2 separate regions of the Homo sapiens genome follow, and region 1 is linked to region 2. A link is a loop called in an ENCODE intact Hi-C map of the cell type or tissue named here. Cell type or tissue: GM12878. All regions are shown on one strand. Links, peaks and the distances in the headings refer to the core of each region. The heading gives the core; the rest is flanking DNA. Region 1 has its middle 430 kb from the start of LINC00924. Region 2 has its middle 400 kb from the start of NR2F2-AS1.

The links. Hi-C counts contacts between places; a loop is a spot of excess contacts. Peaks named below come from ENCODE experiments on the same cell type or tissue, not always from the same donor. Only the 100,000 strongest peaks of a DNase experiment are listed, where the experiment ranks them.
Region 1: a loop joins it to region 2, with 8 times the contacts of the local background. A loop is called at or near these places in 3 of 110 quality-filtered maps.

What each region holds. Positions count from the first base shown.
Region 1 is chr15:95,858,519-95,873,815 of GRCh38, reverse strand. No RefSeq gene overlaps it. Among named protein-coding and RNA genes, the nearest start is that of LINC00924, 430 kb to the right of the region's middle. RefSeq lists an enhancer at 9,125-9,384. In GM12878, for the core only: no CTCF peak of the experiment used is centred there; a DNase peak (open chromatin) is centred at 9,215.
Region 2 is chr15:95,922,440-95,937,736 of GRCh38, reverse strand. No RefSeq gene overlaps it. Among named protein-coding and RNA genes, the nearest start is that of NR2F2-AS1, 400 kb to the left of the region's middle. RefSeq lists a cis regulatory region at 6,590-6,703. In GM12878, for the core only: no CTCF peak of the experiment used is centred there; a DNase peak (open chromatin) is centred at 8,236.

The DNA.
Region 1 (15,297 bases), core at 4,312-12,311, 64 kb after region 2:
GGGCTGGAATTGTGGAATAGCTGAAGCTGTCAAAAACCCTTACAAGGATATCCAGGATCCAATTAACTTCCTCACTCTCTCTACATTTGACCCAGAAAGAAGGAGTATATATTCAGGAAGGGGACTAGCCTTCTAGAAGGTGGGTCAGAGGTGAGCCAAATATAAGTGACACTGAGAGACTCCGGAGAAATTCACAGAAGATTCACACCTGGGCATACTGTGTTCACCCCAACCCTGACCATGGAGCACGGGGAAACGTGCCTTTGGGGTTCTGACCAAGGTAACCCTCTTGACAGCAAGAAGAAAGGTATTTGTAACTCTCTGTATTTGGCATTGCCATTGCAACAAGTCCCAAAGGAAAAACACAACCATATTTTCCCTGTTCAATTTCTCTATTTGGGAAAGGTTTACAATCCAGACCTGAAATGTAGGTTGTAATTACATACAGCATAGATCTAGATTGCATCTTCATAGGCCAAGTAAAAGAATATTGAACAATAATCCCAATTTTGCCACATAGAGTAAGCAAAATCACTCAACAGCCTTGAGTTTTCCTTTGCCGCCTGTAAATTGCTTGTGATTATTTCTCCCCACAGCCTCATATTGTAACGCTGAGAACTAGACAAATTAAGGTTCAGATTATAGTTTTTTTCTTATCAAGAGCCTCGGTTTGGGAAATTCTTCCTCTGGAGGTAGGTAGATACATCTACTTTGACATGTTACCAAGATTAAATGAGTTAATCTATAGTTATTAATTCAATGTCTGGCACAAGTAAGGACTCAGTACACGTGACTACCATATTTATTCAATTCTAGTATTTTCTCACATTTTAACAATCTTGAAAGCAGACTGTGCCCTACCATAGAAGGTATCTTATAATCATGGCTTTCCAGGTGGCAGTTGTGGTCTAATTGCCTCAGCTTGCAGATGTGTAAACATCAAAATCTTCAGCCTCAAAACTAGCAGAATGATTGTTAATGACTTGGAAAAAAATGTCAGAAACTATAGTGAGCTCCCTTCTAATTATTAGAAACCAAATAGGTAGGGAGAGAGAGTAGGGTGAGATGACAAATCAAGCATGCTTAGCAACATTCCTGAAGTGGGAGTCAAGAGCAGGCTGCGTCTTCATTACTGCAGAGCTGGCCTGGGAGTCCAGCACTGGTGGTGCATAGTTATTTTCTTAAAAGAGTTCATCACCATCTCCCTTTATGGCATTGAGATAGGTATTCGGCAGGCCTGGTTTCACAATATACAGGTCACAAAGACTCTGCTGATAAAACAGGATGCAGTAAAGAAGTGGCCAAACCTGCCAAAACCAAGATGGTGATGACAGCCACCGCTGGTTGTTCTCTTTGCTCATTATGTGCTAATTATAATACATTAGGATATGAAAGGAAACTGGCACCAGTGTAATGACAGCTTACAAATGCCATGGCAACATCTGTAATGAGAGGTGAAGCCAGCTGGACTTCCTGGGTAGAGTGGGGACTTGGAGAACTTTTCTGTCTTACAAGAGGATTGTAAAACGCACCAGTCAGCGCTCTGTAAAATGGACCAATCAGCAGGACATGGGCGGGGACAAAGCCAGGGAATAAAAGAAGCTGGCCACTCCCCCCTCCCCACAGCCAGCAGCGCAACCTGCCCGGGTCTACTTCCACACCGTAGAAGTTTTGTTCTTTTGCTCTTCACAACAAATCTTAACTGCTGCTCACTCTTTGGGTCCACACCACCTTTAAGAGCTGTAACACTCACTGCAAGGGTCTGTGGCTTCATTCTTGAAGTCAGCGAGACCACGAACCCACTGGAAGGAGCCAACTCCGGACACAGTAAGTTACCCTATATGGTCTGAAAGGGAGAGGAACTCTCAGTTCCCAGAATTCCCAGCTCCGTTCCTGGAAAACTTACAAATAATTCACCCTTTGTTTAGCATACGATCAAGAAATAACCATAAAAATAGCCAGCAGCCCTTGGGGCTGTCTGCTATGGAGTGGCCACCCTTGTATTCCTTTAATCTATTAAACTTGTCTTCACTTTACTCTGTGGGCTCCTGCTTGAATTTCTTCCCGTGCAAAGCCAAGAACCCGTGTGGCTTCCTGGGCTGAACCCCAGTTTTGGCATTTGCCCTGTGACGGCATAGAGTGCAATACTGGAAGTGAAGACTCCGACACTGACATCAATGATTTGGAGTAAATAAGTGATTCAGTACAGTCATGCTCTGAATGTAAAAAAGTATTAGGAATTTCTTAAGTCATTTATTTTGCATATATAGGCAAGCACACACACACACATATACATACACAAGAATGATAGATGACAGAAATACTCGGGTCTTATAAGAGCCTTCTCAAGTATAACATAAGCATTCTAAGTGGTAAGAAAGTGTATTTCCATAGTTTCATTGGCAGTGGTTTTTCCTTTTTTCTTTTCTTGCCTAATAATACATACACTAAGGGTTTGATTTACGGTGGATGGGATCTTAGATTTAATAAAATGTGGAATTTGATTGGTGAGGATCAAGTGCTATATTGAATGAAGTAACTAGAATAACAGTGGGCACATTGTGGATATTTACTGAATATTTGCTAAACGTAGGGAACATAGTGTAATGGACACTGCACCATCTGACTTCTACCTGCCATTCCAAACCTATTTCCTGTCATGGTTTACAATCCTTTCCATGCTCCATCCCCACGCAGGGTCTTTGCACAGGGTTTCATCTATGTCTGTTCTGTATCTGCCTTGTTCTTCCCTCTTCTGTGTGGCCTCCCATAGTAGTTGTTCCTGTTGCTCAGTGATGTTCCTGGTTCTCTTCCTCTGCCCAACCATACAAAAGGATTTTACTGAAAGTCACCCATGGCTGTGCGATTTGCTTTGGCCAAAGAAATGCAAGGGGAGCCCATGTGTTCTACTGGAAGGTGAAAGTACAGAAGAGCCAATATTCTCTTCTCTCCTCTCTACCCCACTGCTGTAGCAAATTCAGAAGCACTGTGTTGAGGCAGTGTTTTTAAGATAGAAGGAAGTGTCATGGAATGCCAAGCTGCCAGGGTTCACATCATATAGATATTTGCAAAGATGTGGTCTAAAAAGCATTTGCAATCACCAAAACAGCATGTCTAAGGAATGAAGCAAAGTCAGAAAGAATTGAGGGCCAGAATAAGGAACATGATGTTTTATCTGTGGCTTAATAAATTCACCTTGCAACCTTTGCTTATTCTGTGGATGATGTATACTTCTAGGCTTTTCAGTTCAATTAAATTACAATTTTCCTGTACAAAGAAAAGCTGATGTAAAGCCCCCATTTGTAGCACCTCAGATAGCTGTAGCCTGTAAAATTGTTGACAGAAAGGCTTGGAAATGAAAATAAAAACATCATCAACAACAACAGAAACCTTCCTGAATTCTCCTCCTACTTGTTCAGCCCCTGTGCTTTTGCACTCGGATGAACCTTTGCCATGAATAGCCTTACTGTGTCCTTTTAACAATAATATCTTAAACTTTTATAGTGCCTTATAGCTAAGCATCTCTAGACATTTTACAATCACATTAAAACGAAAGCTGGTCCTTTTCTCAGAATTGCCACAGGGGCCACACTAAAAGCCAGCAGTTTGCTACTTTATTCTGAAAAGGAGGGGAGGCTAGTGGGCTGATAGAATAGAGGATGACCCCTGTCTCTCAGCATCCCTGGCTGGAACAGCCTTCGCTGCATGATGGTAGAAGGCAGGAGAGTGAATGAGAATTCACAGCCAAGGAAGACTTGTGATCCACAAATACGTGCAAAACACAGGGACGATGTAAAACCACAGCTCTCGATTCTCATAACCCACATCCCTCAGCCTAAGCTTTCACACACACACACACACCCCCCACACATACCCTGGGTGGAATTCTGAATTATTTGTAATTACAATCAAAGATTTACTTGATAGAAAATGAATTTTCTTATTTGAGCAATCTCAAATCTTGTGTTGGGAGATGTGTGAAAATATTTCTGCCTTGAAAATCTATTTTTACTTCAAGTATATGATTAAATTATCTCTATCTGTCTATCTATCATCTTTCTTTTGGCTCTTCAACACATTGTTAAAACGTTTAGGATTCATCAGGTCAAACCCAGTTTTCTTTTTTTTTTTCTCAATTACAAGGATTTAATGGATAAAGCTTAAGATTCAAAGCTGGAGCTACATTAGTAAAGTGAAGAAAGAATTAAGGCAATTATCTCAGTAATTAAGGGGATCAGCCAAACCTTTTTTGGCTGAGATGCCTAAATAAATGGAAGAAAACATGGATTGGAGGAGGTTGAATCACTTCCATTTTCGGAATAAAAGCCGCAAATGGCCATTTCACATTGGTAATCTAACTCCAGTCACAAATTGTGACTTTTTCCCCTTAAAGTAATACAAAGGCTTTCGGTCGTTAGTAATTCATTATTTAGGCAAGTCTTTCCGCGTAGCTGTAGAGAAAGGCAGGAGATGAGCTTGTTTAGCCTTCCAGAGTTCTCTAGAAGGTGGCACCCAGAATAATGGAGCTCACCTACCTGGGTGCTGCAGCCAATCCCTGCGCAGGGCGCCTTCGTAGCGCAGTCTGTGCATTGGAGCTGAGCGCCGTAACACCAAGGCTCTGGGAAAGCATCCAGTGGGATTTCTTAAACCCCTTTTACGACGCCTTTTCCGCCAGGGAAGTTTCTGCACAAACCCAGACTCAGGTGGGCTGATACTTCTCCCCCTAGGCTGCCACACCCGGAGAGGGCAGGCCCAGGGCACAAGTGTTTTCTTTGCCTCTCTGCTTTTACTGCCGAGCTCAAGTTGAGTGTAGCTGCCATTAAAAACGACAAATGTGTTCTAATTTTAGAGCATCATAGCAATAATTGTTTTTATTTCAGTGGTGAGGAAAAGTGAAGGAAAAACAGCTTGGGACTTAATAACCACCTTAGCCTGCAGCCTTCGACTTTATTCATGAGATTTTTTATCTTCCTTCTCTCTCGCCTGCATTCTTAGGATCTTCTTTAAGGCACAGCCTTAAATTACCTTTGCAAAGGTTGTATGTTTATTTACAAAGAGCTGGCTCTGAATGTGCCTTCCAAGGCGAGAGGGGTGGCTTCTGGTAATAAACATCTTCCGCTCTCTTAACCACAGAGGCCAACTGCAGAAGGTGATGTTTAGTACTTCAGACATAGTATAGTTTATGGCTTCATTAACCATCTGACCCGTATTGTGTGCAGATTTCATGAAAGTGTGATGCAGGTTTATTCCCTGAGGTATGCTGCTTGGTGGTATTTTATTCTCACAGGGAAGTTGTAGTAATTATCCCTCAAGGTAAGAGTTTTCGTTTTTATACAACAAATTAGAAATTCAGTCATATATACATAAGGTATTTACCTAACACACACCTATTCCCTAATTATATACATAGTGATGGGAATCTCAGCTCCACCCCGGCTCATACCATCATTTAAGTGAAATAAAAAACTGTCATGACAAGCTGACTCGTACGACATAAAGATTTATATTGGGGTCTCAAATATCTAGCGATTTTTAAAAATTGGATATATATTTTTAAATTCAAGATTTCCAGATAAGTAGTATATTAGGCTAAAAATAAAGGAAAACATAGACAGTGATCTGATTCATTTTATATTTAGAAATAGCCAAATGTGGAAACAAATACTCCTGGTGTGTGTGTGTGTATATATATTAGTCAATATATCACTGAAAAAAATTATATGGTAAATTTGTGTGTGGGAAAAAGGGAAAACGTGAAAAGTTGAAAGTTACGGTCTAGGTTTGTGAATTTATGCAGCATAATGATAATCATTGGCTTTTTCACTTGTGTTCAAGACCTTCCATAATTATTTGAGCCTTCTGCGGGGAGCACTGTTTCCCCAACTGCGTTCACACCTGATTACTTTTGTTCTTTCCAAAGTTCTCATATGTGGAAGGTTCTATATACTGGCCAGAACCATCCATCCAGGTTTTTCCCTCCATCTCCTGCCAGTCATTGTCACTCAGTAATATATTAATGTGTACTTCTTCCCATGTGTGTGCTTATACATCTTATTTCCCCAGTTATATTGACAAGCTTTGGGAGAGCTGGAACTGCATCTTTCTTTTATTCCCCTTTTGCATTTCATTATTGCCTACCTCTCCCATAGTAAGTTCTCAGTAAACATTGTTTGATCGACTGATATTAAATGAAATAATGATTACCAAGAACTTAGTGTAGCATTTGGCACTTAGTAAGTGTTCAGTAAATGTTAGCAGTTCAGTCAGTTTGTTAACAAAGAAGAGGGAAAAAGAAATATTTCAGTGTCTTTCTTGCTTAACACAGTTAAACGAGAACTTGATGTAAAGCCTTGTCATATCCAAGTAAGAGGATCACTTAATATTTCTCATGCATTTCCCTTTTCCTTTGTTATTAAACACTGAGCACTTCACCTAGTGGAAACCTTGATGATCCATCCAGTTATCTCTAGTGATCTCTGACAACAAAGCATACATTTTCCAGATGCCTGTCGACAAACGGTCATTTTTCCAATCTCCCGCCACTGAGCGTGGCGCTGGAGAATTTGGATGGGAGCTGCTGTTCCCTGACTCTTCCCAGCAGCCAGAGGCCCAGCATAGGATTCCTTCTGATCCTTTTATGACGCATACTCTCTCTTAGTGTGGTTCTGTTTAACTACACCTTCCTAATCATAGCAATTAAATAAACTAGAACCTTTTAACTTATGTTGGAATATATACAGTTCTTATTTGAGCAATGCCTAAAATAAAATGCCAAGCTGACACATTTTGTTTTTTCCTACAGGAGGGGATGTCTTTCCCCCCTTAACCCTCATATCATGTAGGAGAAATTTGCAATGAGGCATGGCCCTAACACACTGAGGATAATTGTGACCAATGGGAAAATTTCCAGAAACTTTGTAAGAGGCCAAGTCTGTAGAAGATAACGGGGAAGTCGATTGCCTCAGAAATTGGAGTGAGCTAACACAGATAAGTCATGTCTCATTTTTTCATTCTTTTAAAATTTTGATAATTTAAGTGAAACATGCCTACTTTTAAAATTTTTGTTGTGCCTTCCTCCTGCTTGGTCCACAGTCTTTATCTGAAAGATCTTTATTAGGTTAGATGAGAGTTATTAATAAATCCCCTACTGAAATTTTTGCTTCAGATAAATAGAAACTAATTTTAATGGATGGAAAAAATGAGAAACTCCATTTCAGTGAATTATAGGCTTTTAGATGGCATGGCAGAGCTGACCCTAGCAACCCAGCGGCAAATAGACTTTATGGTGGGAAGAAAGTTGTGCCACAAGGCTCCTTAATAGGATAGAAACTTCCCAAGGAGTGAGAGATTTCAGGAAGGAGAAAGCGGAGAACAATTGCTAGGAACTGAAGATGGGAAAGATATCACAGCAGATAAAGAGATTTCCTCTTGACATTACCTAGCAATTGACATTTGGTTGTGCAGGTTGTACACTGAGCAAATTTAGAAGGCATTGTTTAGATGTGAATTGTGTCTCCTAGAGGTCTGTACTACACAGTCTGTTGTATCTCTTCATCTCATTTCACTGATCTTAACATGGTAATCATGGGGATGCTGTGAGGACTATGAAAAGTGATTTTGCCACATGCAGTGCCTACCTGGCAGGCATCAGACATGAGAGTGTGTGCCTGGCAACAGTGAGGAGGCTCAGTAGCTTGGAGTTCGTCAGGTTTATGTGCACCAGGGACCCAAACCCTCTGGTAGTAAAAAAGGGGGAAAAGACAAGGAGAATTGCTGGGGTGACTATCTTTGTTTATGGTGATCATGGCTATTGTAAATAGCAATTCTTCCCCATGTCAGTGGCTTCATACAATATGATTTCTTTGTCAGTCACATAAGTTTGAAGTAGACTTTTCTCCAAGGTGGTGTCCTTCCAGAAGTCTGTCAGAGGCCCTGGTGCTTTCCAGCATGTGGCTCTCACTTCTTCAGCAGGTGCCAGGGCTGCTGCAGGAGAAAGGGCATGGAGGATTGTTCCTGAACAATCTGAACACCTGACCTCAAGTGATACACCCGTCTTAGCCTCCCAAAATGCTGGGATGACAAGCATGAGCCACCACGCCTGGCCCTCTTACTCTTTTTTAAAACCACACTGGGGATATAGAAACGTGTGACATCTTTCAACTGTCTTTACCACATTTGCAAAGTTTTTTCACCTTTTGTTTAGTTCTGTTTACTAACAGATACAAAGTCTGAAATTCTGTTGACCATGTCTGCCTAGGACTGACATCACGTTTCTTAAGTTCTATTAGTCTAATCACTGTCATATGGCCACAGCCAACTTCAAGGGAAGAAGAGAGAGGCAGACTGGCTGTCTGTCCAGGAGGAAGAGGAAATTAACCTCTTGCGTAATTTTGCCAACACCACCTGGATGTCTTCTTTTATGCTGGTACAACAATATAGCAGCATCATCCTTGATGTGAGCCTTCTGGATTCAGAAGCCAGACTGCATCCATACGGGATGTTTCCTTTCTCTCCAAAGACTAGAATAAAAGTAGTGACAGAGGTGGAAAGATCACACACATAAGGACACACGATTTAAACCTAAGTGGAAAATATACTTAAGAAATTAAATTATAGTATTGTATTTATTTTTGAATGTTTACTGTCTCATATAATTTATAATTTGTCCTACTTATTTAATGGGAAAACATCATCTGTTTCAAAGAGTTTGGACAAATATTGATTTATTAATCTAAAAGGAAGGATTCAATTGTATTGGCTTTCCTGATTCCTGATCCAACTGGAATCTATAGGAAACATCCATTTGATTCTCTCTCTCTCTCTGCTCCTATTCTTTTTTTAATTTTTATTTTATTTTTAGTTTTTGAGACAGACTCTTGTTCTGTTTCCAAGCTGGAGTGCAGTGGCATGATCTCAGCTCACTGCAACCTCTGCCTCCTGGGTTCAAGTGATTCTCATGCCTCAGCCTCCCAAGTAGCTAGGATTACAGGCACACGCCACTGCACCTGGCTAATTTTTGTGTTTTTAGTAGAGACAGGGTTTTGCTGTGTTGGCCAGGCTGGTCTCCAACACCTGACGTCAAGTGATGCATCCACCCTGGCCAAAGTGCTGGGATGACAAGCATGAGCCACCGCACCTGGCCCTCTTAGTCTATTTTGAAACCACACTAGAGATAGAGAAACATGTGACATCTTTCAACTGTCTTCACCACATTTGCAAATTTTTTTCATCTTTTGTTTAGCTTTGTTTACTAACAGCTCTAAAGTCTGAAATTCTTTTCTGTTTCACTGCACTCACCACATTAAGCTTAATACTCTGAAAATACACACAGCTTTATGGAAATGTATCTGACACCTCTGTGTTCTCCCCACACTTCATTTACCTCTTTCTTTTGAAACTCTAGCAAAGAAACCCTTGCTAGGAAGTAGGAACCTGGGATGTTTAGCCAGAGGGTCTTTTAATTTTCTTCCCTTCCTTTTTCTTTCCTTCCCTTCCTTTTCTTCCTTTCTTCCCCCTCTTGTGCATCCCCCTTTTTTTTCTCTCTCTTTTAGGGAAAAAGTAGACAGTGATTTTTTTTCCTTTTTTTTTTTTTTTTTTGGCCTGAGATAGAGTCTTGCTCTTGTCACCCAGGCTGGAGTGCAATGGTGCGATCTCCACTCACTGCAACCTCTGCCTCCTGGGTTCAAGTGATTCTCCTGCCCCAGCCTCCCGAGTAGCTGGGATTATCTGCACCCGCCACCACACCAGGCTAATTTTTTTGTATTTTTAGCAGAGATGGGGTTTTACCACGTTGGTCAGACTGGTCTCAAACTCCTGACCTCAGGTGATCCACCCACTGTGGCCTCCCAAAGTGCTGGGATTACAGGCATGAGCCACTGTGCCCTGCCAACAGTGATCTTTTAACTTGAGCACTGGGGAGCCTGGATTTCTTGTTCATGGGCTCTCACTGATGAATATTATTTGTGCTTTTATTTATGGTTTTCTTAAGCTTAAGACTGTGATTTACATATCAACTGTGTGGCCAACTGCATCTGTGCCACTACTTGCAGTTCTTGCAGTGGGCATTGTGCCTATGGTATTGCTGGGGTTTTCTGCACCATGATATGCCTTTGTCTCTGCTTGTCTTGCACAGCTTCTCTGCCATCGTCAACTTTGAATGTTTTATTTAAATTCCATGTTTTTCCATTATCCTCTGCAGGAGCTTTCTTAAAGAAATACAATCGGATAAAAGTTAAAGAACTTCTTATTACGCTCCCAGTTAAACAGCTTCCGCACACCTTGGAAAGCTTTGCACCTTATAGCACTCAGGTGTGTTATGCTTTTAATTAAATGTGGTGTTTGCTGTCATTTCTGTAAGTCCTCAAGCAGTAGACCCTTGGACCGACACAGAATCCCATTAAAGCCTTGCTTCCATGGGAAAATCAGATTATCCTCACCTCCTTTTGAACTACAATGCCTTCCCCAGGAATATAATTCATGGTAAATATAAGGTCATCTTGTACATTTGGTAATAGCTGCTCCTTCCTCTTCAGTGGTTAAGGTTAAAATGCTGGGCTTGGTTCTTGGGGAGTGACTGCCCACGCCTACTGTTGGAAGTTCCTCCATTAGTCAGGTTTGCCCTGGCCACTCTGAGAAGATAGTGCTGGAAAAACTGCAGTCTTTCTCATCTTACCTCCCCGACGTCTGATCCTAGACTGACCTCTCAGAAAAGTGTTTGACCAACACTGTTCCAGCAGGTTTCCATCTGCATAATAGCCTGGTGATGTCTGGTAAGCACAAGCTGAGCGCACACCTTCTGGGGACTGATGAGATCTAGAATAACCAAGAGAACGTAGACCTGCATTTTCACTGATTCCATTGAACAGGCATGGCCCCAACACTCCGCTTCTGTCTGATACTCATAAGGCACGCTCCATTCTGAAGTTACCTTAGACGGCCAAACCTTTTATAAAGTTGCTGTCTACTTCCTCTGGGGCATATACAGTTAAAGATATTGAACTTCTCTCACTATTGTGTGCTAAGATTCAAGGATCAAAAAAGCAGTAAGACAGTGTATTTGCCCTAAAGAAGCCCATATACCTAAGTGGTACTTATAAAGGGGAGACAGACATAAACACAAGGATTTGTAATACAGTGAGAAAATAAAGTGAGAAAGGGCATGTAAAGTGTAACTCAGAATGTTCTCTAAAAGTCTGAACACAATAGGTGTCTTCTGGATGGACAAAATGAACCCCAGTGTCACCATCCTGTATCTCTGGGGTTAGTCAAAGGAAAATTCAGCTTGTAGGGTGGAGAGAAACTTTCTCTACTGTTAAACTGTATTATGAAAATGTACCCAGTGGTGACAATGACTTAATTGTCTAACTTAGTCATGGCCCCATGGATTATCGTGAGGCTGCGGAGGGGCCACTGGCTGCTCCTGTTCTAACCCCAAGTAGAAATTGGCAGAGCTGATGACCGTCTGGGGGTGCAAACCCAGGATGTACATATCTAGGCCATGGTTTAACCTGGGTAATCTCATTCTACATTCTTTTTAACCTAGATAGTGGTCCTGTAATACTTGTTACAGCCCTGGTTTATACAACTAAAAATAAGAAACTTTTTTTGTACTTTAGGGTCCATTTGACTCAACCATGTAAAATAAATTCTCACCTTATATTCACCCAATCTCCTAGGACTCTTTCTTTAGAGCCTGTCACCTATTGTAGCTGGCACTGTGTCTTACACATTTGGGGGCCTCACTTAATAACTGCCTAATGAATAGATAGATGAATGAATGGGTGAATACATTTATCGGTGCCAAATTTCCATGTTCTCATCTCTGTAAAAACCTATTGCGCGCCTGTTTCTCTTTTTAGTCTGTGGCTCTCTCACAACTTGTTAGCTAGTTATTTTCCATTCAAAGTCATGGGCAAGACATCTAGTCTTTAAAAACAGATTCAGCAAAATTTTTTTCTCCTCTTTGTCGAAATCTCAAAGAAAGAAGGAAGAGGAAGAGAAGAATCTAAATGTGGTGATTAAACTGTGGCTCTGTCCTTCGTTTGCCTTGAATATGCTTGTTTTCTTTCCTTCTCCTTCTGAGTAGACACATAAAGAATCACATTTGAGGGCTTTTTTTTTTTAAATATGGATGAGTAACATCTGTTTTAACCTGAACGATTCAATGTGTTTTTTAAGAATCATGTTTACAGAATTAATTTGGTTATAAATATGAGAACAAATTTAGGGTACAAATTTAACTCAATCTTTCCCTAAGGCAAGCTGATTCATAAAATCTGAAATATTGTTTTGGCCATGAAGTAATGTTTCCTCAAGCTTAATAAGTAAATGGAAGGAGAAAACCTAATAAAGCTCAAATCCCCAGCAGCTAAAAAGTTAACACCTTAGTGATGGAGAGCCAAAATAAGAATGGATGGAGTCGCGCCAGCACACAAGAGGTCCCAAACCTGCTAAACCTCTTTCTTAAAATTGGAACTCTTTTCTTTCAAGTTATTCAACCTTTCACCTAATAGGTCCCTTTTGCTGACCCTTGAACTATGGTTATTTGTATAGCATTGTGGTAATAGAGTTTGGAAATCTGAAAAACATTAAGTTAAATGCAAGGGTGTTGAGAAGGTGAAATTCTTTAAGTGAGCTGAAGAAATTCTAGCTGGAAGATTTAAACATGTTTCCCCATAGGAGTAAGGGATAAGAAAAATATTGTGCGTCTTTAGAAACATTATCAAAGTGTTTTAAGTAAATAAAAAGGAAGAATATTATTGACAACACAAATATGTGAAGAGTGAGGAAAAGTAACGTTCTCTTCAGCAGCTATTTTTAAAATTTTAAAAAAATAAAAACTTAGACCAATCAAAATTTTAATTGATATGAAATATATTGCCAATAACACCAATACTAAAAAAAAAGTTACTGTTTTTTCAAGTGACAATTCCCAATCTGTAACATGACTAAATGAGGAAGGCACAAGATTCCCAGAGAAGTTTTTTTTTCTTTGCGGGACTTAGTTTGATGGTGTTGTTTTATCATTTCTTCAAATGGGTTAAGGAGAAGAAAATGAGGACATGAAATTGTGACTTCTTTGAAATAATACTAAAAGTATGCAAGTGTCAGTTGTTTTGACTACCCCAAAATATCATGATCTAAAGTGAAAAAACTTGAGTCAAAGTGTCTTTTTATTTATAATATCATCATCATCATCATCATCATCATCATCATCATCATCTTCGTCATCATCATCATCTAGATTTTGGCCCTATCTTTCACATTTTTAGCTGTAGGTACCAGTGGTTTTGCTTCTGCCAGAATTTTGGTGCTGACTTTTCTGTATTATTTGTGATTGTTTAGAATTTAATATCTAGTTGACAAGAGAAGAGCTTCTAATTTTTTAGTTGGGAAATGGGGATTGGCAGATAACAAGGGTTAAAATCAACGAGTGTATTATAATCTTGAGTGACAGTAATAAAAGTGAATATTATAACACCTCTTGAAGGATCAGCTTTAGATATGGATTTCTGGAAAAATTTGAGAGATTGAAAAGTGTTTCTAAGCACGACAACCGTAACCACATCTCCCTCTCCGCTATCTTCATACCTACCTACCTTCTCACAGACTTGCTTTGTGCCTGCATTACGCAGTTCATTCATTTATTCATTCAACAAACATTTTTTGAGCATATATTTTATGACTGGTCCTGTGCAAAACCCCAGAAGGAAGATTGAAAGACAAAGACAAACCCCAGGAGGAAGATTGAAAGACAAAGCTCTCACATAATTTTGGATTAAGGCACTGAAGACTTTGGATAAATGCAAAATCTGATAGATAAAACACTGCTCACTCTAAGTAGTTTGGATCTGTATGGTTTTTTAGTAGCAATAACACTGAACCTGAAATGATGACACTTGGGTTTGAAGCCTACATTCTAGAGCTAGGTTGGTCACTGACTATCTGGTTAAGAACCTAGGATGGGCCAGTCCACTTCCCTCTCTCCCACACTCCAACCCAGTGATTGATTCTGGGCTCACCAAGTCTTACCTCTAAAAGGACGATTGGAAACACGAAGTCATTCTGGCTCTCCTTAACGCTGTCTTTCTCATAGTTGCATTCCCAGAATATCAAGTGTGAATCTCCAGTATAGTAAGGAGCGTACTAGGTGAGATATTTGCTAATGTATCATTTTCTCCCATGTTCTTCTCATCTTCCTGCCCCCAGCTTCTAATATAATGCCTGGAACATGGTATATGCCAATAAATATTTGAAGCAATGAGTGAAAGTAACAACTATAATAGAAAGGAACTCTAGAAACTGATAGAAACAATATGAATCCGGCAGTGATTATAATCTCACCTAAAGAATATGCATTATATACTTTGCATATTTTATTATATAACAGAAATATTCCGTGTTGGTGACATTTAATACGAGAGGCAGTTTTCTCCTGCCATATGGCAGTGTAAGCCTATCAGAGTACGTTTTACAGTTTGTTGGGGGACGTGTCAAATCAGAGAAGAACTAATGTATGCCCACCCAGTCACCACTGGCATATTCAGGAACAAATGTCTCCTTTCCAGGTTCCCACTGTACAGTTGATTCATTGACACATTATCAGTTGCCTTCATGACAACAAATAATCTAAAACTTGTTTGATCATTGTGTAAAACTCCCAGATCATTATGTCTACTGACATTAAACATCTAGGTCTCTTCAGGTATTGATTACATTACTGTTTCTACACGCGGAATTAGTTGAACCATTTTTACACATCCCTCCAGTGAGTTTATTTGGTTAAACAAGCAGGTATAAGTCATCTAAGAGATTAATTCATCCAGTGTGCTTTATATAATGTGTACCCAATAAATGTTTCTTGAATGTTTTTATTGAGTTAATGAATTTGGATAAACTCCTAAGTATGAGTGTCTGAATATTACAAATTCCGTGAGAAAGGGAGACTGGGTTGTCAACTGACTACAGAGAAACTCTTCAAAGAACAACCTCCATGCATCAGCATGGGGCAAACGGTTGTATGTTGAAGTGATGCGTGTGTTAATATAGCAACCCATGAATGTAGATATTAACCAAAAATATAGAATTAGAACCTCCTAACACTTTTTAGGTGTATGCATTACTTATGCAGATCTTTGCCTACTCTAAGAAGATACAGTCCTTGTCTTCATGTTTTCATTTATTTTATGAGCTTCTTTTTGGGTTGGATTTTGTAGGGCTGATCAAAGGAGAAATACTGTTTTGAACTCCACACAAACTTCATGAGTTAACACTTTTGAAAGAGAGGCATATCATATG
Region 2 (15,297 bases), core at 4,647-12,646:
AGGTCAGTCCCTACCACAAAGATCTATGCGGTCCAAAATATCAATAGTGCTGAGGTTGGGAAACCCTAAGCTATAGGGATGCATGCTCTAAATTTTGTCTGCACCTCTTTGTTCTATCCTGCTTTGTATAATTGTTTAGTAGGGAACCATGGATCATGCTTTACCCTTTCAGGCCTCAGCTCAGAGAACTGCATCTGAGACCATGTACGGGATGAAGTGAGCACTTGCAAACTGGGAGTTCTGCACAACACACTTCCGTTTCCAGGGTGTCCTCTGAAGGACAGAAAGCTTCTTCTGTTTCTGCTATCTTCTTCTTCTGTGTGACTCACAGTTAGCCCTCATTAAGTCCTAGTTGAGCAGTGACTACGTATTTGGATGTTTTGCTCAAGAAACTTCCAGGAAGCTAAAAGGCAGAGACTCTGAGTTTTAATTTGAGTTTGCTACAAATTACATCACATATCTGGAGCAGCACTTTTTTTATTTTTTACAGCTAGGAAGTCTGCTTTCCCTTGACACTTTTCTCACCCATGATAACAATAGCATGGCTTGTGTAGTCATGGATAGCAGATAGACCTTTCTTGGCCCCTGTGTCTGAATCTCTAAAAGACTTGGTTTAACCAGAGAGTAGTGCAGTGCTACTTGGTAGTCTGGTAGCTAAGGAGAGTGAAGAGATGGTTCTCGAAGTCACTTAGGAACCTTCAGTGTGGACACTTGCCTGAAGGCTCTTCTTCAGTCAAGTGTCTGCACTGAAGGTTCCTAAATTACCAGCAAAGAAACTACACAAAGACACAATCCTGCTTACCAAAGAAACATGTGAATTATCAATTTGGAAATAGGAAATAGGTAGAGGAAAACAGGAAACTTTGTGGAGGGGGGAAAAGCTCATTCTGAACAATTCACCCTCTAGTGAAGTTTCTGTTTAGGGAGGTGAGCATCTTAAAGGACTCCCCTTTGGGGAAATGGATATCATTATATGATGAAAGGCTGGTAGGAACTTATTATGTTGTAGTTGGCATCAAAAACTTTGTGATGAAAATTAGAGTAATTAGAAACATTTCCGAGATAAATGATTTGTTGACATAAATTGCTGAAAATCCACCTAGTTGTGGAGCTGAGTATTGGGGAAGGGGCAGAGGGACGGGTCGGGAATAATGTGAAGTCTTTCTTATTTAGTTTACTCCCGTCCCAAAGAATCCTCTTCTCTATCCTGGCTTGGGTGAGTTTCCAGCTCCACTGTGCTTTCTGGGCTAGTTTCTAAGCTCCAGGCCCAATCGTTAGTGTAGTATTTCTCCAGGCAAACCTCTGGGTGGTCTTGTCTTGTGCTTGCTCTTCCAAGCATCAGTCTTCAAAGGAAAATGACCCACCTGCAAGAAGATGCCGTTTGCAACAGATACAGAGGAGGCAGAAGCCCTAGGTCAGGAAAGCGTGGAACAGAGGTCTTGCCCTGAAACAGCTGCGCTGCCGAGCTGGCTTCTACTTTGGGATGGAAAGATAATTTTTGTATTTCAATTCCTTTGCATTTCTTTTACATGATATAGGTCAATGAAGCAAACAATAACAAAAAATTATTGTGTCTCAAATGCAAACTTCTTGGCATTTGGAAGCCCTGAACCGTCTGTGACTTTCAGCTTCTGAAGGTTGTTTTTCTTTCTCTTCAAAAGTATTATTGGCTTAACGTGAAAGGAGTGATGCTGATTTTGTAACTTAGTCAAAAAAAACAAAAAGATTTAGAAGTCTCTTCAGGCATTTTAAATACAGAGCTACAAACTGCCCATAAAAAGGCAATTATGAACTTCTTTGAACTGAATCAAATATCAGTCCCTCTATATTGATGAATTAATATCTTCACTTTTTGAATTATAAACTATTAAGAGCATGTTCCTAGCATGTTCAGGACCAGAAGTATAAAGAAATGAAACCTCTTAGCACCCATTTAGGGTAACAGTCTTATGCTGTGCCTTTATTTGAACAATTCATTCCTTAAACATGGAGTACTGGTTATGGCAGGCACTAGGCGACCTAGGTTGTAAGCAGCCTGGACTGAATTTTCACAACTGGGTAAAGATATATGGTGACAGAAAGAGAGAGGAACAATGCCATGGAACAATAGAGCATGATCCTCTGGAACATTGGTTCTCATTTATATATATTCCACTGTTACATGTCAACATAAAGAATTCCATTGTTTAAAAGAAAATCCAAATGAGAGTGGGTCAGTGGCTTGCTTGAGGGCATAACCTTAGCCAAAAGAAGATTCAAATTTATATCCAAGTTCATACTTCTCTGCCCCATTTCCGTACCTCTTGAACTAGACACTGAGCTTTACTCAACTTTATTTGGAAAACGCAGCTCATTCTTGAAGCAGAAGACCCTGAGCTTTTTGTGGCTTCCTAGTGTTCAGTGCTCACCATAATCTGTATCCTTAGACCTTCATGCAAACAGGACCATGGTTATGGTGGTGGGTGGTGCCTATGGTGCTGGAGTGAACACAAGAAATGAGGTGAAAAACACTTTTGCCTTAGTCCATTTGGGCTGCTACAGAATATTTTAGACTGGGTGACTAATAAACAACAAACATTTATTTTTCACAGTTCTGGAGGCTGGGAAGTCCAAGATGAAGGCACTGGTAGATTTAGTGTATGGTGAAAGCCAGCTTTCTCACAGATGGTAACTTCTCTTTGTGTTCTCACTTGGTGGAAGGGGCAAAGAAGCTCCCTCAGGCCTCTTTTCTAAGGGAACTAATCCTATTCATAAGGGCTCCAGCCCAAAGGCCACACCTTCAAATACCATCACCTTGGGAATTAGGATTTCAACACATCAATATTGAGGAGACCCAAACATTCAGACCATAGCTACTTTCAATAGGAGTATTGGAAGGATCAAGATGGGGTAACCCATGCAATGTCCTCAGTACAGGGTCTGGCAGGTGATAGTGCTTTACAACCATTAGCAATTATTATTTATTAACACAGATTGAGAACTCTAGAATCAAGATTTTCTAATCAAAGTACTCTTGTGATTCAGATCATTTTAGGTGGCTTGGGGAAAGAAGATTTAACAGCACAAACCATGAAAGGTAATGACTTCGGCCGGGCATGGTAGTGCATACCTATAATCCCAGCACTATGGAAGGCCGAGGCAGGAGTTTCAGACCAGCCTGGGCAACATGGTAAAACCTTGTCTCTACAAAAACAGAAAATTTAGCCAGGCATGGTGGTGCACACGTGTAGTCCTAGCTACTTTGGAAACTGAGGTGGGAGGATCACTTGTAACTGGGAGGTCAAGGCTGCAGTGAGGAGTGACCACACTACTGCACCCCAGCATATGCAATAGAGTGAGATCTTGTCTCAAAACAAAAAGAAAGAAAGAAAATAAAAAAAGAAGAAAAAGGTAATGACTTTGGCTTTTGGTAGCCACTGGAAAGAGAAAATACAAGTGGAGATCTTCCCAAGGCTTGAGGTAATGATCATATTTTACCTAATGAGGATGGTTTTCTGGGCCATAAACTGATGTTCTGTCCAAGTGTCACACGTAATATCATTTAGCTCTTCAGAAGGGTTTCACTCTTCAAGGAAAATGAGGGTGACAAACAGAGGTGTCAGATCTTGTGAAAAGACTAGAAATGCTGTGTCTATAGCTCATGAGGAGTATCAAAATGATGTGGTGAGTGTGTCCAGCTCTCTATCTGCAGGTGACTTGTGGAATGATACAATCAGACAGGGTGCAGAGAGGGGGAGGGGAAAGCAATCATCCTCTGAAAGAGATCATCAAACGCTCTTCCGGAGAATTGGCTGCTTTGCAGGTGGAGTTGCCCTGTGCTTACTTTGTCAGAGATGCTGTGCATTTTCAAACAACCTGGGTTTCTTTTGGGGAGTGTGTGATTACACTGAGGTATGTTTCTTTTCTTTTTTTCTTTTTTTTTTTGAGACAGGGTCTCACTCTGTCACCCAGACTTGTGTGCAGTGCCACAGTCACGACTCACTGCAACCTCTGCCTCCCAGGCTCAAATGATCCTCCCACCTCAGCCTCCCGAGTAACTGGGACTACAGGTATGTGCCACCACACCTGGCTAAATTTTTTTGTATTTGTTTGTAGAGATGGGGTTTTGCCATGTTGCCCAGGCTGGTCTTGAACTCCTGAGCTCAAGCTATCTGCCCACCTCGGCCTCCCGAAGTGCTGGTATTACAGGCATGAGCCACCGTGCTGCAGACGTGTTTCTGAGAACATTTTGCTTACGGCCAGTGAAGGATGCTAAGTCTAGGGTTCTAATTAAACCCATCGCTGAATTACACTATGCCTCCTTTCTAATCTCATGTTGGCCAGTTCCTTTTTCTCACTGGACCCATCCACACTGGATTGCCTGAGAAGGATATGGGTTATTCAATAAAGTGTTAGGAGTTATTCTATGGTGAATCCTATGTGCTGCATTGATCGTTAGTAGTGAATACTGCTCTTTCACTTATCAATGACTATGTTCTTAAGCCTATAGATGTTTCTTCTTGTCTACTATTTATAAGGTGCTGTGGTTGGCATAGGATGAACTATACCACAGTACTATCCCTTTGCTGGGAATTTATAGTCTATGAATAAAGGATAAGATAACATCATAAATGTAATGTGGGGTAGACTAAATGATTCAAGTCAGCTGGGTGGAAAGTGCTGAGAATGTTGAGAGAAAGGAGACATTCCAGCATGCGCCTTCCAGACCTAACCCATTATAATAAGCATTGCTAGTCCAGAAATCTCTGAGAACCATGGCCGAGGGTCTAGATGTAATGTGCTGCCACAATTCTAGGCATGCGGAAGTGATCAGGGGATAAAATAGACAGAGTTTCCTCTCCCGCTTCTTAAATTCCTGTGGGAAGTGAGGAGGGTGGTGATAGGCAATGACTAATGGTCATAAAAAATTATTTCTGAACTTGGTAAGTCTTAGGGCAGTGGAAGAGAGAAAAGCTTTCTCCAGAAGCTACTTCACATAGCCTGGAATCATTTGTCTGGCCTGCCAAGCAGTGATGATTCTGCACTTACCACACTCTCTATTATGTCAGGGCTAGAAATGAAAAGTGCTAGTGAAATAAATTAATAGGTGATTAAATTATCTTATTTGGAACTAGAGCTATACAAAGGGATGATTTACTATGCACTATACCATTTATAAATTACAAATTTAACAATGGTTAATTAGAAGAGATCCTCACATATACAGGTACATATGGATATATGTAAATTCAAGGTGTTTTGGCATCTAGAGCCAGAAAAATGAGGAAACAAGGGTGTTAACAAGGCACAGGGAGGAATACCAGTGAGGGTGTTGATTCTGGCTTTGTCCAATCACAAAACTGGTTTGACAATTTTTGATGAAATCAACCGGTGGGTTTAGTCTAGCACCTGGTCAATTCAGTCAAAAATGTCAAAAACCCTGTGACCGAATTGACAGGTGTTAGACTGACTGACTGGTCAATTCCATCAAAGCAGTAGAACCATTTGTGTTTGTAGATACATTTCAGGCCCAATATAGAAAAAGAGAATTTGGGGAATTAGCACTGGGGTAATCTCTTGGAGGGACACTTTGGGAGAATGGGCAGTAAGTCACCATTCTGTAATATCATCCCATATCGATGGCAATTCTAAGTCACAGCAGCCCCCAGAACGAACCTATGACCATTATTGGAAATAATTCAAAGCTATTAATAATATAGTGTCCTGATGCCCCTTGTAGTTGACTACTGTGACTTGTTTGTACTTTATTTGAAAAGCACAGGTATTCAGGGGACCAGTTCTGACACTTCTGTTTTGCCGTACATGAATACCCATGAATGTGACATTAGGACTGTGGGTGAAATAAATCTACATTTTTATTATCATGGCATATTAGTCTCCCAGATTAGATACAAACATGTCCATTTTAAATATTTGCAACTCAGCACTTTCTCTTCTCACAATGATAGTTTCTTAGTGACAGAGAGAAGGTCATTACAATAAAAACATGAGGTATAATGGGTGCTAAAAATGCTAAATATATTCACCCCCAACTTCTGGTTAGGTGGTCCCCGTGCTTGGTATTTGGCCTATGGGGAAAATTACGGATTTTAAGAAACCATCATGATGGTCCCACAGCATTCTCCCCTGGACCCCCACGGCCGGGAGACATGTGCATCTGCATAAAGTCTACTACATTAAAGACCAAAAGGGCTGGCTTGCTTCTCCCACGGTCTTAAGTTAACACTTGTCTTTGTGTAGTCCAGTCTTTTCTGAACTTGAAATCCAATTGGCCAACAATTAAAGCCAATTAGCACGTGAGGAAAATAAACCAAAGACTCTCTCCCTGTGTTTTCCATGGCTTGATAGAAAGCTAGTTAGCTCAAGGCATTAGCATAGTTGTGTATCAGGCCAGGCATATAACGGAGACTAGTTGGCTTAAAGTATTAGAAGACTGGGGTAGCGGCTGGGGCAGCAGAACTGTGTTATTCTGAGCTAACAGCTGCCAAACATTCTTGACAGGAGATGAGGCAGATGTCCAAGGACAATCAAAGAGAGAAGAAAGTTTAAGCCAACGTTTGCCTATCTCATATTCTCTGCTTGATCCTCAGCCTCAAAGACAACGCACAGCTGCTGCACTTCAAGGTCTAGAGGCTGATCCCAACTCCCAGGCTGCCCCCACACCCCTGCTTATTCTCTGAGAGCTGGGCTCAGCTTTCCTATCAAGCCGCCCTTGCAGGTCATCTTGTTGGAGAGAGTGGGGCTTCTTGGTGACTTTTCGATATTCTGAACACTCACAATGTTTAGATCAAAATTCCACAGTGTGTGATAATCATAAGATTCGGGACTGAAAAAGCCTTTCTAGGACAACCCTAAATGGGCCAGCTTATCAGGAGACAAGATAAGTGGTGGCCAAAACAGCGTGTCCTTAGAGGTAAGAAATCATCAGTTCAAATACAAAGTGAAGAAAAGAGGAGCAATCCATGTGAAATCTAAATGCTGCGGATTTACTCTCAAAGCTGCGGACATTTTGTTTCAGCATTTCAATAATAGAAGGGATGTGGGGGATAAAAATTAAAGTACAAGTGTCCATTATGGATAAAGACACACAATATGCATCTGTACTGAAAGCGTTTGCCAAAACGTTGGCGTGTTATCTCTCCTGGGGGAGAGGCAGAGGGACTTTATTTCCCATCAGTGCTAAGAGGCATTTCATGTCCTATAGTACGGCAATATGCTTATTTACTAAAATCTTTTATTGTTATATGTTACACAGCATGTCAAAAATAGGCAACTCTTTCATGTTGTTAAACAACATCTGCAGGTAATGAAACAGTAGAATCTTCTCAAATAAAGAACCTGTGTAATTGTCAAAATCTTTACACATACCATTGTTCCACAGAGGGGGAACAACTCAAAATTTTATGTTAAATTTTTTTTCTATGTACCCTCATCTCTTGTATGAGATACACACTTACAATATTAAATTGTAATTATTTGATAAAAATATTAATCCAAATTTCACCCCGTACTCATGAGTCTGTAGGCAGATGTACCCTTTTAAATATATTAGTATCCTCAAAGCAAGGGCATAGTCTGGACTTAGTGTGTTTATTGAGCAAATGCATAAATGAATGAATGAAAAGCAGGTAGACTTAATCACATGCCAAACCTACTGAAAATACATGCAAACAATGCTCCTACAATTCAGTTGCCTATAGAAGCAGTAGAAAGCTATATTTTTAGAGGAGTACCTGAAAAGAACACAATATGAAATAGTTTCTTTTAAAAGCACTAATTTGTTAGGAGTTCTTTTATTTCAACAAAAAATATCTATTTAAAAATAACTATTGGAATTAGAGAAGGTTTTAAAAATTACATGTATTTCTACCCCGACAACTAATTACAGGGATAACTTTCACACATACTACCATTGCAGGTGCAAATATTTAATTATGTGTGCAAGCCAGGTGGTGAGGTGGTTCCTTAACTACGTGTCCAATTGTGTCTGCTCTAGTTGCCCGTTCAATTAGCTGTGGGTGCAAAAAACAGAGACCTAGCTGAGGCCCTATTAAAATGAGGCCTATATATTTCACAGCCTTTTATCTGTGAAGGGGGAAGGGGTTGTGCATTTTGCATTTATGTTAGCTGCTCCTAGCTGGGGCCTGGGGGAATCACTTTTGGGGAGCTAGTTAGCCCAGAGCAGCTGGACTTGTCCTGATAAGAATTGCACACAGTTGCATAGGAAGTGGTCAGCTCTCCTCCACCGCAAGTTTAGCTGTTAAACCAGGCACTGTCTTAAAAGCCACGTGGCTTAGCTTATTCTAAAGGTGCTTGCAAATCACGTGGAGGCTTTCCCTGGGAGATCAGAACAGAAAAGTTTGTTCAAAACATTTGAAACAGGCAGGCTCTTGTGACTGAATCATTTTAATTATTTTAGCAGCTCTTCTTCACCCTTAGAGGTGAGGTTAAAAGGCTATTTAGGGAGAAGAAACTATTATTCACAATACGGTCTGAGAATCCGCAAGGTTAAGATTTGACCAAGGATGAGACTTACGAAAAATCAACTTGGTGTTGAGTCCTGTACATTTGAGAAGGGCCTGGAGGGAATAAACTGAAAATTTAAAGTTGACAACTGAATTCTAGTTTTCCTCCACTAGCTGTGTGACTTCGGCCTTATTATTTAACTTCTCTGATTCTCAGATTTCTGCCCTGGGAAACGGAGCCACTAATATCTACATCATACATAATATCTACACCTACTAAAGTAGATGTACTTAAAGCACTTTGTTTGGTGCTAAGTCCAGGGTGTGTGCTCCACAGAGGAAACTTCTTTGCTTTTCTCCAGAGGAAAAGAATGCTGAGAAAATTTCTATTCAGCTACACAGCTACACAAAAGATCCAGGGGAGGGAACTGCTAGACATCCTGGACAGGTATCTCATTTTTACCCTTCAAAAGTTGATGACCATGTTCACATCTGCCGTGATGTATTATCGGATTTTTAGCTAGAGCAATAAATCACAGCCCTCTAAATCTTAGTGTTTACATTTTTAGAACACTTAAATACGTTTCAATAACCTAACATCATTCTATTTTTAATATTCTCCTCAATAACCTCTGGCTGCTCATTCTTAGGGGAATGCAGGTTTACAAACATGGGTTTCAAGTTTTTGCTAATAATTCTTATATTTTTATCTGGTTTTGAATCTCATTTATTTAGAGTTGCTGACTTTTTAGAGTGGTTATAGGGTGCCGTGTATGAAAGGTGATTTGAAATTTTGTCTTCGAGTGCAGGGTTCCTAGTTACGTCATTCACACAGGCGCACTCACACACATTCATGCACGCACGCACATACACACAGACACACATCCATTCCCCCAAGGCTTTACAATAATGTATCATAATGACTTGGATGCATGAGTTTGCAGCCTTTTGGAGGGAAAATTCTTAACGGGGACACAAGGATTGTTTGAGTGCTAACATCAAGTTGCCAACGGAATGCTACGTTATAATAATGATGCGTTTCCCTGCAATATGTTGGCATGACCAAGGAAGTCATGGAACCTGGCATCAGGGAACCTGAAAGTAGTGACTCCTCCATTAGAAATCTTGGTAGTTATTTTCACTGCCTGGTCTGGATATGGGCATTGATGACATAGCTTGAATGTTTGTGTCTCCTCCAAAATTCGTGTTGAAACTTAATTTCTAACTTAACAGTAGTATTAAGAGGTAGGGCCTTTAGGGGGTGATTAGGATATGAGAGCTCTGCTTTCATGGATAAGAGTAGAGGTCCTTACAAAAAGAACTTGATGAGGGAGAGAGTTCTCCCTCTCTATCTTCTTTTGCCCTTCAGCCTTCCATCATGCGAGGACACAACTTTGGCCTCTTCTGCCATGTGAGGACGTAGCGACGAAGTACAGTTTTGGAAGCAGAGGATGGGTCCTCTCCAGGCACTGAACCTGCTGGCACCTTGATCTTAGACTTTCCAGCCTCCAGAACAGCAAGAAATACATTTCTCTGCTTTATAAATTACCTAGTTTCAGCTATTTTGGTGTAGCAGCACAAATAGGCTAAAACAACTGAGGAAGGATTTGGGGATCTATTCTCTTACACCTTGGCCTTTTCTCTGGATAGAGATGAGCTCACTTAGAGAGTCTTTCAAATTCAGAAGGAAAAGTAGTTTGCTCACAAGATGCTTATATTTGTGATAAGACTTGGGGTGGAGGTCATTCTCTTTGGAACGAACTCTGACTTCCCTTGATCCTGTTTTCTCTCTGGGGTGTGGAGAGGTAGGATGGGATGGGATTTCTGCTATAAGGAAGACATTCACACAAGGCCGCATGCCTAGGTACCATCAAGTACCTTCCATTCACTGTGAAACGTGAGAAGCCAACTACTCCCCAAATAACATTTAGGCTTTGACAATGTTTCCCTCCTATTTTCCAGCTCCTGTCCTAGGGAGCTTGAGGACAAGTGCTTCTGAGTGCCCAGAAGAGACAGAATAAAGCCCATTTAGAAAAGCTCTGGGAGCTTGATGAGACTTGCAGGTACGAGAAAATCGAATTGGTGTCCAACAACACTATTTTTCGGTGATAACTGCTTGCAATTGCTAAAACTTGCTGATGATAAAGAGAGAAAATAGAAAACCCTTTGTCACTTTGAATGTAAAATCATCATCATCATCATCATCATCACCATTTATTAAGATAATACCATGGGCCAGGCTCTGTGCTAAGTGCCTTGCATATATTATATCTTTGATGTGTGAATTAAAAGTGACCTTCTTGAAAATTTAAAAGTATTTGGGTAAAAACCTCCATTTTATTTATGTACAGTGGGAAACTCAGTGTCTCTCCCTAAACCTCAGAGACTCCTCGGTTTTCTCTAACGTCTGTTGACCTAGTCTGATCTGGGGTTCTGACTTTTCTTTTCTTTTCTTTTCTTTTTTCTTTGGAGACAGACCCTTGCTCTGTTATCCAGGCTGTAGTGCAATGGTGTGATCTCGGCTCACTGCAAACCTCTGCCTCCTGGGTTCAAGTGATTCTCCTGCCTCAGCCTCCCAAGTAGCTAGGACTACAGGCGTGCACCACTACACCTGGCTAATTTTTTGTATTTTAGTGGAGACAGGGTTTTACCATATTCCCCAGGATGGTCTTGAACTCCTGAGCTCAGGCTGTCTGTCTCGGCCTCCCAACGTGCTAGGATTATAGGCATGAGCCACCGCGCCCGGCCTGGTTCTGACTTTTCTTAACCGTTCACTCTTACTGGCGTCTCACCTCCTGGGCCTCATCCCTCTGTTTCACATTGACAGGTCCATGGACCATCTCTTTCCATGGTTTTTAAAAAAAACCCACTTGCAGAAAGCATTTGTGTACACAGCAAAGTTTAATAAGCTGGAATAAAAGAATTGCACCACAAGAGAGCAAACAACTCAAAACTTAATGCTGGATTACCGGCCACTCCAGCTGACTAGGTCCCCCCCTCAGACTCCAGCTCTGAGACAGAGCAGCTCTCCGGTTAAACTAACATGAGGCATTTGGGTAAGTCTTTTGGACTTCAACTATGCTCAGAGTAGAAATGGGAGGAGGAAGGTGACTTGCTTCTGAAGGACTTACCTACTAAGTTGAAGGCTGCAGAGAAAGAATAGTTGACAGAGACGATCGGAGATATCCTTTATCAAATACACCAGGCATAAGAAAAGGGGAATTTAAAATCCGGCTTTCTGGCCGGGCGCAGTGGCTCACGCCTGTAATCCCAGCACTTTGGGAGGCCGAGGTGGGTGGATCACCTAAGGTTAGGAGTTTGAGACCAGCCTGGCCAACATGGGGAAACCCCATCTCTATTAAAAATACAAAAATTAGCTGGGCTTGGTGGCACACGCCTGTAATCCCAGCTACTTGGGAGGCCGAAGCAGGAGAATCTCTTGAACCCAGGAGGTGGAGGTTGCAGTGAGTTGAGATCACGCCACTGCACTCCAGCCTGGGCAACGGAGCAAGCGTCCGTTTCAAAAAACAAAAACAAACAAACAAACAAAAAGCCTGGCATTCTCTAGTCACTTATGAAAAGAATCAAATGGAAAACTGTATTAGGTTAAAAACAAAACCAAGAACAGAAGAACCTATCTATTGGAATGCTGGCTTGTAGAAAGAGTTCAATGCTAATTGTATGACATTTCCTTAGTGTGGGGTATCTTGTATAGTGTGTTGTGATTATTTTTAAAATCAAAATCATCATAGAAAAGTGAGTGTCTGATTGATAACCTTTTATTTTATATAGCTAGGCCATTAGGTGGCATGTATATAGAGAAATGATTCTAAACTATATTTCCTGTAATACAATAATTTCTGCTTTTCCGTATTGACTATTTGCAATATATCAATTGGTAAACACAATGTATCTGGCACAGGGGCATCCAATCATGACACAGACAGCAGGAAAAACAATGAACTGAAAATGTTGCAATGCATTTCGTGAGGCTGGATTTATTTACTCATCAAAAGCATTAATATCCACACCCCTGTGAATTCTTTCCTTAGATAGTTCTCTTTTTTGTAGATACAAGCATCAACTTTAAGAAGAAAGGTTTGAGGACCACCTGGTTATCTCTTAGTTCCCAGAATAAAGTCACCAGGGCCCAGGAAATATCCAGGAGATAATAAATCAGTGAGTTCCCGCAATGAAGGAAAGGGGAAAAATAACCAAAAAGGAAATCGAAAAGATTTAAATTTCAACTTTAGGTTTTGAAAGGATTATTAATATAAACAGCCTTAGGAAAAAGGACGTTTTGGTCAACATCCCATACAATTAAATGTAATACAACTTTTTTTTTTTTTTTTTTTTGAGAACGAGTCTTGCTCTGTCACCCAGGCTGGAGTGCAGTGGCACGATCTCGGCTCACTGCAACCTCCGCCTCCCAGGTTCAAGCTATTCTCCTGCCTCAGCCTTCCGAGTAGCTGGGATTACAGACACACACCACCATGCCCAGCTAATTTTTGTATTTTTTGTAGTGACAGGATTTCACCATGTTGGCCAGGCTGGTCTTGAACTCCTGAACTTGTGATCCGCCAGCCTCAGCCTCCCAAAGTGCTGAGATTACAGGTGTGAGCCACAGCGCCCGGCCTGCAATACAAGTTTAAAACAATGATACACATGCAAAAAGTCACCTTAAATGCTCGTCCTCGATTCTCAGGATGGCATTCATCTTCTTGGGACTGGGAAAGGCCTTTACATAGTTTTTATTCTTCTTCTTCAGTTTGCTTCTAACCCTAGTAATCAATAGCAGAAACAGAAAAGCTGAGGAAAGCCAAGATGCTTCCATTTCTGAGCATCCCTCCTCGTCTGTTCCCTGTGGCTGGGCTTAGAATCCAGTCCTGCCCCCAGAGAGCTGGGTGTTGCCCCACCATTCCCAGCTCCAATACCTGCTCCTTGCTTGGAGCAGTGTGAACTGTCAGTAGCTCGTGGGCTACAAAGATGCTGTGGGACTTTGAACTCTTTTTATCGTGAGCTCAGTGGACCTTTCCAAGCCCCTCATGAGCCTAACAGGTGAACTGTCAACAGCAAGGCTGGGGAGAGGTCTGGAGTGTTAGGGAAGGTGAGTTCTGGGTGCAGTATTTCCTGTGTTTCTATAGGAACTAGTGGACAGAGATCATTTTGTGTGTTTGTGTTTGTGTTTGTGTGTGTGTGTGTTATAGATTTTAACCATCTTAAAATGAAATGACTAGTCAGGTCCGGAGGTGAAATTGTGAAACTGCAGTTAGATTCCCAGGCTTTCACAGCTGCTGAGCAACTGTTCCCCAACCTCGGTTGTGAGGTGTGTCTTACGTCATTTGTTACTAATAAAACAAAGTGCTACAGTTTGTGGGCAACTTACTGATTTTATAAATTAGATTACCTTTTCCTAGAACAACAACATTCACACCGACTTGCTTTCTGATATGCTTTTTTAAAAGTGCTTTATCTCATATCGATAAGCAGGTATATCGCCTACGCAAACTGACTTTGATAATTATAGATGAATATTTAGCCATTGACGTCACCTTCATTATTAGCCTTTTTTTTCCCTGAGACTTTCCTTATTGTAAATATCTGCATCCTGTGATATTTCTGCAACAGCGGCTTTAGTACATGGCTTCATGGAGACAAGTAAATGGGTCGTGAAGTCTCCCAGGTGGGACTGTGACTTATTTTCTCATTAACCAAAAAACCTAACACAGGCTCTGCTATGTAAAAGGTACTCAATATATTTTTTAAAAAATAATTTTTTATTTCTTTAAACCCCAGCAGATATATTTCTTTCCTTTCTTTCTTTTTTTTTTTTTTTTTTTGATGGAGTCTTGCTCTGTGGCCCAGGCTGGAATGCAGTGGCACGATCTTGGCTCACTGCAACATTTGCCTCCCAGGTTCAAATGATTCTCCTGCCTCAGCCTCCTGAGTAACTGGGATTACATGCGCGCCACCACGCCCGGCTAATTTTTGTATTTTTAGTAGAGACGGAATTTCACCATGTTGGTCAGGCTGGTCTTAAACTCCTGACCTCGTGATCCACCTCCCAAAGTTCTGGGATTACAGGCATGAGCCACCGTGCCCGGCCCCAGCAGATATATTTCAATTCGCATAACAAATGTGCTCATAAGTTGTAAGTAAACTAAGATTTTTTTTCCCTTAACTGGATAAAATTTGAGGGGGGTGACTGTTTTTTTTTAAAAGGTGTGGTGGTTTGGAGTTGGGTTTCTCTTGCAGTCCAATACACTGCTCTCAAATTTATCTACTTTGTAAATCCGTGCCTTTATATAAAATATTATTCTTGATAACATTTGCCTTTCTAGAACTAGTGGTAGTAAATGAGGTAACTTTGTCTTTTTTCATTTTATTGAACTCATACTATTTAAGATATTTGTTCAAGTTAGTAGGCTGAGGGACAGAGCTCAGAAAGGTAGTTCTAAGTGTAAAGTTCCATGTCTGAGCCTCAGTGTCCTTGTCTGCCCTCAGCTGTTCTGATGACTTTTAAATGAGGGAGTAGTTATGAAAGTACTCAGAGCTGTACAAATATAAGCATGTTGTCGTGAGTGAGGTGCTCAGGCAGAAAGGCTGCATGCACAGGTATGTAGGGGACTCTTGTGCCCAAATTGCAGAATTACAGGAAGTGGCCAGGGAAGGGATATCACCATGAACCTCTGCTGCAGCCTGGAGTAACAGACCATCAAGTTGGGGGAACACTCGAGAGAGAGGCATGTCTGTGGAGGACTGACCGCTCGGGGAACCATTCCTGCCCCGTGTTTGTGATCTTAACAGCCTGCTGCTCGTATCATTGGTCGCA